2 separate regions of the Homo sapiens genome follow, and region 1 is linked to region 2. The links are chromatin loops, found by intact Hi-C in ENCODE. Cell type or tissue: Calu3. All regions are shown on one strand. Each heading gives the region's core, and the rest is flanking DNA. Links, peaks and the distances in the headings are about the cores only.

Region 1 (5,223 bases), core at 1,770-4,269, 130 kb after region 2:
AGGCACATCATCAAGGAGGCACAGGTTTTGGGTGTTTCTTATGTACTAAGAACTGGGGATAAGAGTAGTGCACAAAATAAATATAGTCCTTGCCTTCACAGAATCTATTGGGGAAGAAGTGTGAGTATAAGTAAATATAGAGTGAAAATAGCATATTAATAGCACCAGAAGCCTGGGCGCAGTGGCTCATGCCTGTAATCTCAGCACTTTGGGAGGCCAAGGTGGGCAGATCACCTGAGGTCAGGAGTTTGAGACTAGCCTGACCAACATGGTGACACCCAGTCTCTACTGAAAATACAAAAATTACCTGGGCATGGTGGCACATGCCTGTAATCCCAGCTACCTGGGAGGCTGAGACAGGAGAATTGCTTGAACTCAGGAGGCAGAAGTTGCAGTGAGCCGAGATCGCACCACTGCACTCCAGCCTGGGCAACAGAGTGAGATTCCAACTTTTTTTTTTTAAAAAAAAAAGCACCAGAAATAGGTGCAAATTGAGGCTGAAGGTGAGAAACTTTACTCCTTCATTGTTTACAGACTACCCATATGTTCCAGGGACAGGATTAAATGCAGAGGATATAAAGATATCCTGTCCTCAAAAAACAGAAAGTTTAAAATGGGAGAGATAGAGCAGGTAGTTAAATAAGCAGGTCAATAAAATACAATATAACATATAATGTGTCTTAGCCTGTACATGGAACTATGTTGACCCAGAAGAAAATACCTTAATTCAGGTTTAGGTTTCAGGAAGACTTATTGGAGAGGTGAGTTAAAGCAATAAAATAGAAATAGGAAAGGAAAATGCAAGTGCATTGGAAGATAGAGTTGAGATGCTTACTCAGAATGTATCAGAGTGAGTGATGAAGAGACGAAAACATGGAATGGGAGAGTAAGGGATGGGTAAGATAGCATTGGAGTAAAAGGAGGAGAAAAGAGAAAAAAATTAAGGAAAGGTGATAGCTCAAATTTTTCCAGAATAAAATGACTAGAGTTCCTCAGACTTAAAAATCACAATGCTTTCTAATCAGCAAAACTAAATACAAATTACATGCATACATAAGGATGAAACTTCAGAACAATTTAAAAAAGTGAAAATTGAAAAACCAAGTACAGAAGAAATAGGTTATCTACAAGGAATAATAACAGAATTCTCGCAGGCAACGATACTGCTAGAAAACATTTGACTCTTATCTTCAAAGGAGAGTAGAAAAACAGCTTCCAGGCTAGCATTCTATTCCCATTGAAGTTATCATTCAAAAGGGAGAATAAAATACAGCCACTTCTAGACATATGAGGATTAAGTATTTATTATTCATGGACCCTTTAGGAAAGTACTCTAGAGCAGGGGTCCCCAACCCTGTGCCATAGACCCTGGCCTGTTAGGAACCAGGTGGCACAGCAGGAGGTGAGCGGCAGGCCAGTGAGCATTACCGCCTCAGCTCCGCCTCCTGTCAGATCAGCAGCTGCATTAGATTCTCATAGGGGTGCGAACCCTATTATGAACTGCACATGTGAGGGATCTAGGTTGCATGCTGCTTATGAGAATCTAATGCCTGATGATCTGAGGTGGACCTGTTTCACCCCCAAACCATACCATTTTACCCCCACCCCCATTAGTGAAAAAACTATCTTCCAAGAAACCAGTCTCTGGTGCCAAAAAGTTGGGGACTGCTGCTCTAAAGGATGAAATCCCACACAGAGAAAAGAATACGTGCACAAATCCACAGTAATCCAGCGAGCAGGGACAAGTGGGAGGCCTGGTGTGGCTAAAGGTCTGGGGGAAGGGAGAGATCAGCAGTGGCCTGTGACTCTGGCTGCTCTTGTCCTTTAGGGGAGATCTGGGCTTTCTCTGAAGGCTCAGAGTGATCAAAGGGTCTCAGCAGGGTGAGGACTTGTTTAGATTTATGCTGTAGTAAGATCACTGTGGCAGAGGGTAGAGAATATGTTGTTGCCAGTGAGGCCAGTTGGGAGTAATGGGTGTAATTTAATGAGAAATGATTAGGGCCTGGATGAAGGTGAGGCAGGGAGGAAAATGGTCAGATGCTGGAATTGTTAAGGCGGTAGGTCCTCAGGACTCAGTAAGTGATTCAGTGTGGCGAGAAAGAAAGAAGGCGTCAAGCAGGCAATTGTTTTACTAAGGCAGCTTCCATGGAGTCCAATTGCAGTGAGAGGAGCAATGGGAGATGAGAGTGGAAACACTGATAACCCTGTTAAGAATGATCTGTGAAGCAGCGGCAAGACTTAGAGTAATAGCCAGAGGAAGATCAGAGGGAAGAAAGATATTAGGATGGAAGGCTTAATGAGCAAGTGGGGAAGACAAATAAGAGAAGCAAAAAATGAAGATATACAGAGAGGTTCAGAGATACCTGATAGAACAAGGGCCTGGGCAGGTAAGAGGAAGTAGAGAGCCTTATATACAAGGAAACATAGAGAAAGATGCAGGCTGTGGTACGAATGCATCCCCCAAAGTTCATGTATTGGAAACTTAATCCCCAGTGCCACAGTGTTGAGAGCTGAGACTTTAAAGAGATGAATAGGTCACAAGGGTTCTGCCCTTATGAATGTATTAATGCTGTTATCGTTGGAGTGGGTTATCACGAGAGTGGGTTCCTGATAAAAGGATGAGTTTGTCCTTTCCTACCTCCTCATAGCAAGAGGCCATCACCAGATGCAAGCCCCTCGATGTTGGGCATTCCAGCCTCCTGTAAGAAATAAATTTCTCTTCTTTATAAATCACCCAGTCTTAGGTATTCTATTGTTGCAGCACAAAACGTAGTAAGATAGGGCAGATGCAAGAAACTGACAATCCCCTCGTCCTTTGTAAGTAGCACCATGACTGGCACACAGCAGTGATGAATAAATGTTGAGTGAATTAATGAATCAGTGAATGAAAGAATAGAAAGATAGATGATGGATATATTCAGGCAGGCTCCAGATCTTAGTATACTAACTCTCAAAGGCCAGCATGTTTTCAAGTTAGGAATGGCAGACCTCTAGTGGACAAAAAGAAAAGTCAGCAATCTAATGGCTGAGAACAAAATTTGCATAAGATGGTTTGGGTAAATGCGCTTGCAAAAGAATAAGTACATAAAGCATTGCTTTACAAAGATTTTATCATACCTAATTTTTGCTGTGCTCAGTTTCTTATAAATGGGACTTAAAAGCACATGCATGATGAGTTCACTTCTGTAATTAACTGCTTAGAGTGAATGCCTTATGGAAATGAAGCCAGTAATCTTTTAATTATGATTAACATTTCTTTTTAATACCTGCAGGAGGGAAATAATTACTCATATGTGGAATTTCATGCTACAAGCTACATAAGATACAAAGTAGCTGTTCATTTTGAAATAGAGAAAAGGGGAAAGAGAAAATCGTAACCAAATAAACCTTTGGTTACAGAAGTCTCAAATATGATGAAAAGAGTGTATTTAAAAATGACAACAGCAACACATATTGTTTAAAATATTGAACTGTAAAAACAAGGTTAACAGACCTTTTTAGTCCTTAAAAATTAAATAATGTCCTACTGTCAAATTATTTGGAGTTAGCTCAAGGAGGAATTATTTGTTGATGCAAACTATGGTTCTTTTAGGAGCCTGAGTGCTTTCTAATAGAGATCAAGTTGAGTTGATCCTATGTTATTCACAATCAAAGAAAATGTTTGGCAGCTATTCCAGGTTAATTAACTACATAAGGTCTCCAGTTTGTAAATCAGAAAGGTATTACAGGTGACTACTTAAGGATGCTTCAGTTTTTCTATTATGACAATTTTATTAACAATGTACAGTGTCTTAGGTAAATGAAAGAAGAATATAATTTTATGTGGCAATTGTGTGCAGCTGGTGAGGTGGGGATGAGAGAGTTAGGAAATATTAGATATGAGAGTACACATGTGGGAACTTTTCTAATCCATGACTGCAGAATTTAAAACGATTGAAGAAATTACCATCTTTTGCCTGAGTTAGCAGAACTGAAATTAGCTTCTGAGGAAAGCTCTTTGGGATTTCTTGTTTGTTTCTGAATCTTTTTAAATGTTTAATTCAATACCACTGTATTTGAGAATAAACATTATTAAAATGTCATAATGACTCTTTAGACTATTTTAAGCTGCCATAAAGAGAGTGTTTGCATTTTTTATCAGCCCTGATCTGCCAGGGACTTAGTCATTAGGCATCATTGTATAATTAAATAACAATAAATAATTATAAATAAATGTTTCAAATTTGATACCAATAAGAGCAGAAATCTGAGAGCAAGTAAAAAAGGGTTTCTAAGCAATATTTAGACAACTGTAATAAAAATATCTAATAAAAGTACAGCTCACACCCGCAAAAATGAGTAGTTATCGCTGGATTTATTTAATAGGTGATTTTATTCTGCTTTATTTCTATTGCATATATGTCCAAAGTTCTCTGCATTGAGCATTACATTTGTCATTTTAAAATGACTTAAAAAACAAAACAAACAAAAACACCAAGAGCTCAGCATCATTTGTTGACTAGAAACTGTTGCATGGCTGCTACAGATGCTATTGTACCTTTTGGGCACATTCTGCAACATCTCTTGCTATTCTGAGCCATCCAGAGCGATTCTACATACATCTCTAGAAAATAATACAAATTTTCCAGGACAGTATGATGATGTCAGCCATTGCTTAATCAGTTTTTACATTTAGGGAGAAGCTAGAGGAAAGTTGGAAATGCTAAGGGACATTTCAAGACTTCCCAGAAAGTAGCTGTGTCAGGAACAAGGAAGGCAGGAGGAGCCTGGGGAAAGTCTCACATTTGATTCAAAAGAGTTCCAACCTTAGGAAAGTTGGACTCTCAAACACGTCTGTTTCAGTATGCAGCCATATTCACGCCTAGATGCAGGACTGCTATGGTTCCCTCCTCCATAGTGCTGTTTATTCTGCACCACAGAGTTCCCTGGGCCTGTGAGAAAAACCCCACACTTCACTGGGGTGCTTGCTTTTGGTCCTTTCCTCTTTTCCTTCCTTTCATCCTCCTTTTTCTTTCCTTTTGTTTTCGTCTCTGCCCCTTAACAATTAAGTGTTATTCTCAAAATAGGAGAAGATGGCAAGTTCAGATTTGTAACTGCTAGATATGATATTTTTGTATCTTTTTCTTTAGTGAACTCTCATTTATTTAACAAATATTTATTTGCTCACAAATATTAAAGCATAATTGCTTTTATTGAGAGAATCTGTCTAATAAATAGTAATTC
Region 2 (5,223 bases), core at 1,833-4,332:
CCACCAAGAAAATGTTCAGGAACACAAGTAAAGGTTTTCTTCTCTAACTTTGTCTCTTCAGAATAACTGTTAGGGTACAGCAAAACACAAGAATAAATTTTCTAGAAATGCATACAAACATATTTAAATATCTAACTAAGAAGATGGACAAGTCATAGAGCAACTGACGAAAAGAAAATATGGCAGATGCTGCCGTTCCTTTAGGAGTTCATGGCTACCAAGCGATCTGGTTCATCTTCACAGCCTGTCAGTTCCTCACATGACCACCTCGGCCTTCTGTGCCAACGACTGTAGTTGCATTCTGAGAAATGAAATAATCACGCCACAATGTGGTGTATCTCGTAATGTCAATAGTTCAACAGTAACATTCAACTGAACAAGGCCTAACCAGTAAATTACTGCAAAATAAATAAAAAGATGGCAGGAAATGGCAGATTTATGATGTTATGGCCACTCTGGCTAGATTTTCTTAAAGTAGCAGTATTAGGAAAATAGATCTTAGTCATAAAATAATTAACAACTCAAAAAAGGTCAAATATACAGAGCTAGAGAATAAAACAGTGATTACCAGGGTGAAGATGATCAGGGGAGGAAAAGGGGGCATCCAGGTCAAAGGATACAAAGTAGTAGATATAAAAGATGTATACGTTATTTGGTTCCACTACAGACACCGTCACCATTTTACATTTTATGTATATACATGTATACCATTATATATATTTATATATAAAAAATATAAAATATGTATATATGTGTATATATAAAAAATATATAAAATATGTATGTATGTATCTTATAACATCACGTTGTATACTTTAAATATACACAATGAAATTTATTTTTTTAAAAAGTAACTCATGTAATATTTCAGTCCAAGCAGAAATTCTACTGCAGTTCTCTTCCAACTTGATATTTATTTCTTCTTTTCTAAATGATTCTTAAATATAACTGCCATTACTTCCTCATTCTTTGCTTCCTCCTTCTATAGACATGAAATCAGCACCCCTTCCTCACTGCACATCCAGGTCCATCCATCTTTTATAAACTAACTCAAGATCCCCCTCCTCCTTGAAGCCTTTCCAGATTAATTCAGTCCCCAAGGATCTTGCTCTCTGACTTTACTGCCATGTACTCACTAAATTGTAAGTCTTGCCTTCCTCAATCAGGCAATTATGCTATTCAGAATATTGCGGAAAATGCTTGTCTATCAGATCTGTCAGATCTCTTGGTCGGCTCTTGGCATCTTGCAAACTGGGAACATCTCTTCTTTGTATCACTTAAAGCAGTAGCTTTCAGACTTTTTGGAAAATGATGTATAATGAGGTATACATTTTATATCACAGTCCATTATGCAGGCTTGCACACACACACACATACGTATATATATATTTAAGGAATTTCATGAACAATACTTACTCTTCTGTTTTAGTATTTTATTTTTCAAAAATAAAAATGCTGATCAGACTCACTAAACTGACTTCACAGTGTGCTAGTTTGAAAAGCACCATTCTTGAAGGGCACTTAATGATTACTATGGGATTACTGTAACTATTTCTCTCATTTAAAAAATAATTTTTAAAAATGTATGTGGCCTTTGGGGTCTGTTTAGCCTGTGTTCCTGAGTTACTTGTTTGTTCAGTCTGTTTTTTACACTATCATATGTTTGCCTTTTGGAGTCATCTAGGACAAATAAATACTTAGAATATACACTCTTTGTCATTCTTTTCCCCTGAGCCCTATTCTCATAAAAATAAGAATCCTTGAATTTTTATAACTCATTTCTACATAATTCAAACCTCTATTCCCTCATTCTCTCTCTTATTTTTCTAATATGCAAAGTAGGTGGTAGACATTTGTAGATGAAATATTTGAGCCAAAAATAATTAAGACTTTTCCCCCTTTAAGCAGCCTATTGTAAATTAAGGTAAATATAATTTCTAGATATTTGAAGAATATAAATTTGGGTAATCTGAATACCATAGATCCTCAAAATGAATGCATTCACCTAAATCACCCAGATAAAATGGTTTACTGACCAGATGAGTTGGCAGGCCTTTTGGACTTCAGTTTGTAGGTGGATCCTGCTGCCCTCTCCATTCTCGTCTTACCATCTTTATGTACTCACACTGTTTTTCAACCACCTGGAGCTATGTATTTTCCTTGGTCTCTGCTTATTTTGGTCCCCGTGCCAGGAATGTCCTTCCCTCTCTTCTTCACTGGGCTAGGTCCTCTCATCTTTCAGGTCCATGGGAAACTCTCCTTATTCTCTCCACCTCTACCCTGGCCTCCACAGCACCCTGTCAGGGCACTCCACCAGCGGTTGCTGGCAGTGTCCCTCCCAAGTTTTGCAGGCTGAGACTATGTCTTGTTTATTCTTCTATTCCACAATCTAGGACCATGTCCAGTCCAGGATTAAATATATGTTGAATATATCAACATATATTCATGAAAAAGTGAATGAATGAGTGCATAAAGGGCAGGAGCAGCTGCCAATGAAAGAGCTCAAATAAGAGCTGTGGCTAGAATCATGTGTCCTCCTTCTCTGAGCCCAACATTTTATAATTTTGTGATTCCAAGACCAATATTTCCGTGTTTCCTGCAAGCTGCAGATTTTGCAACTGGAAATTCAAACAGTGAAGGATAGCTGGATCTAAATATAGTCTTTTAAGTATGTTGAGGCATAATTAAGAAAATGTTGCAGGAACAAATAATTAAGCATATTGGGCAATTTTTTTGAGGCAATTAAAACACTCAAATTTCAAAACAGCTTGCTGGAATCCAGCCTGCCCTCCAATTGACACTGATCTGACTCATACAACGCCTCAGTCCTCTACTTCCCATGTGAAGCTGATGCACTTGTGATTTTGTCCTAATCATTTTCGTAGAAGTCTAGTTAGTGATTAGGTGAAGGCTCACCACACCACAACACACTGTACATGGCTCTCCATGAGTTCCTCTGCTGTTTCCAAAATAAATTTCAATCATATAACATCTAGGCCTGCAATTGCAATTGCTGTTTTTTTTTTCTCTTTTGAATCAATAACCTATTCCCTCGATTAAAGACACACAAAACTTGAAAAACTAAACACACACAAAAACTCGAAAAAGAACATTCTCTAACGCAAACTCCTGTCTTTTGCAGATAGCAGCAGAGATTTTCTGCTTTGGGCTGTGACTCATGTACCTTTATTCCCACAATTGTTACTCAGGGCAGGCCAATGGTGAGCACAATGGGAAAAGAAAGAATAGGTTATAACTGGAAAATAAGCACATTCGGGCGAAGTACACTCAAAGCATTATCAAAGTAAAATATGCAGCAGCACCAACAAGAGCAAACAAAAGCCCACGCAGGAGATGTGTAAATATTTCATGAAGCAAAGCCTTAATCAACCCTCTCTCCCAAATCTTGCTGGTGTTGTAAACACTTCAGTTTCTTCTAGTCCCACCATGACCCAGATACCTTGCAAAAACAAAATAAAAACATAGTCCAATGGATCTTTAAACAAATGTGTTGTGAAAATATTTAGATGGAGCATACCCAAGTACCGCTTTAACCAAGAGGAAGAAGACACCTTACTCAAAGGTGGGTGCTTCTTGAGTGACTGCTCAGAGCTCTGTTTCTCCCCTCCCCCTCCAAGCCCTTGCCTTTTGCCCACCTCCTCGGCTGCTTTGTGGACATTCACATCGTCTTAACCTTGAACTGCCTACACCCCAAGCGGTGATTTCTCCCAATGGCCCTCCAGAAAGCCCTTGAAACCTGGTCTGGATTCGATGCCTTCCCATCACCCAAAATTCACTTCCCAGTGGCATATTAAGTACCTCTCCTTTTTTCCCTCTTTCACTGTCCATTATTGCGTCTGAAATGATGCCTACATCGTTTCCATCTGCCTGGAGAGCATGAAGATCTTCTGTGTGTGTTGGCTGACAGGCTCCTTCAGACCTCTTCTAAAGCCCATCTTGAAAGAACCGTTTATCACCTCTAGTCTCTACCCTGATTTAATGTGGTTCCAAAGTTCGCCTCTATTAGTGAACATGTCTCTACAACGATTTCCCTTTATCAACCCCTGCCCGCCCTTCCTCTTCTTTCTGCCTACCTCAAGAAAACCTATTTACATATGCATTTATGTATGTGTGTGTATATACACACACATACATACATCCATATGTAATATATATTTCTATGTTTTGACCTTAAAGGGGATAAGCATAGGAAAATGAGACAAATGTCACACACACACACACACACACACACACACCCCTCATATTCGGATATTCGCAGTGTGCAGACCCGATTGATTATAAATTTCCCTGCCCACGATCAGCAGGCGTCTTCTCCCATTTACCTTCAAAGCCAGAGCCAAAGAGAGCAATGACCTTGCAGAGAAATTCATCACCTGCGAGAAAGACTGCCCCTCCTAGAGCGCAGGATGGGACAGAGACAAGAGCAACAGGCAAAGGATCCCTGTGCAAAATGTGGGACCGAATCCCTTCCGCATCCCTACAGAGCACACCACCAGGCTCCGGTCCCCCGCGCTGGCCGCCAGGCGGAGGTGCGCAGGGGGCGTCTCCTACCTGCTCTGCCCGGCTCCGCGGCGCGGCGGGGCCACTGCCTGCGCTGTGGCGGGGGCTTCCCGTCGCATATCCCAAGCACCGTCTCTCGGCGCCACACCGATGGCTCCGGCGGGCCCGCGAGCTGAGGTCCTTCTCAGCCCGGTCCCGGAGCGAGCTCCGTGCGTTCAGGAACTGAAATTACTATGCCAAGAGCAGAGGCGGCGCGCAGCAGTCGGGCGTAGACCGAGGGGGCTGCCCCCACCGCGGGGCTGCAGACGCCGCCGCCGCCCCCGCCGGGCGCAGAGCCAGTTTGGAGGTGAGAGTTCACTTGCCCGACTGTTCATCCGTCAGGCCCGGGGTGTACCCATCTGTCCAGCGCTGCCCAGCCTGAGCATCCGAGAGAGGGGCGACAGCTTTGCAGGCGGCGGCGGCGGCAGCAGCAGCGGCGGCAGCAGGAGGCCGAGCTCCGCCCCCTCCAAACCCCCTCCCCCGCCTTCCCGGTCCTGGGGGAAAGTGTTGCAGCCCAGGCTGCTGAGCGCCGGGCCGGGAGCTAGGAGGGGTCTGGTGGGTTGTGGTTCTGCACCCCTGGAGACCAGAGACAGATGGAAAGTTAAGAAGGGATTAAGGAAGAGGGCTGGGGACCCAGAGCGATTTAGCAGGCATTCTGGCCCT

The links. Peaks named below come from ENCODE experiments on the same cell type or tissue, not always from the same donor. Only the 100,000 strongest peaks of a DNase experiment are listed, where the experiment ranks them.
Region 1: a loop joins it to region 2, with 5 times the contacts of the local background. A loop is called at or near these places in 16 of 110 quality-filtered maps.

Annotation. Positions count from the first base shown.
Region 1 is chr4:89,431,579-89,436,801 of GRCh38, forward strand. No RefSeq gene overlaps it. Among named protein-coding and RNA genes, the nearest start is that of GPRIN3, 130 kb to the left of the region's middle. In Calu3, for the core only: a CTCF peak has its summit at 2,964 (motif pointing left); no DNase peak of the experiment used is centred there.
Region 2 is chr4:89,303,043-89,308,265 of GRCh38, forward strand. It overlaps GPRIN3 (GPRIN family member 3), which reads right to left and starts at 4,758. Exons shown (of 2, transcript NM_198281.3): 1 at 4,573-4,758. RefSeq lists silencers at 4,708-4,757, 4,768-4,837. In Calu3, for the core only: no CTCF peak of the experiment used is centred there; a DNase peak (open chromatin) is centred at 2,819.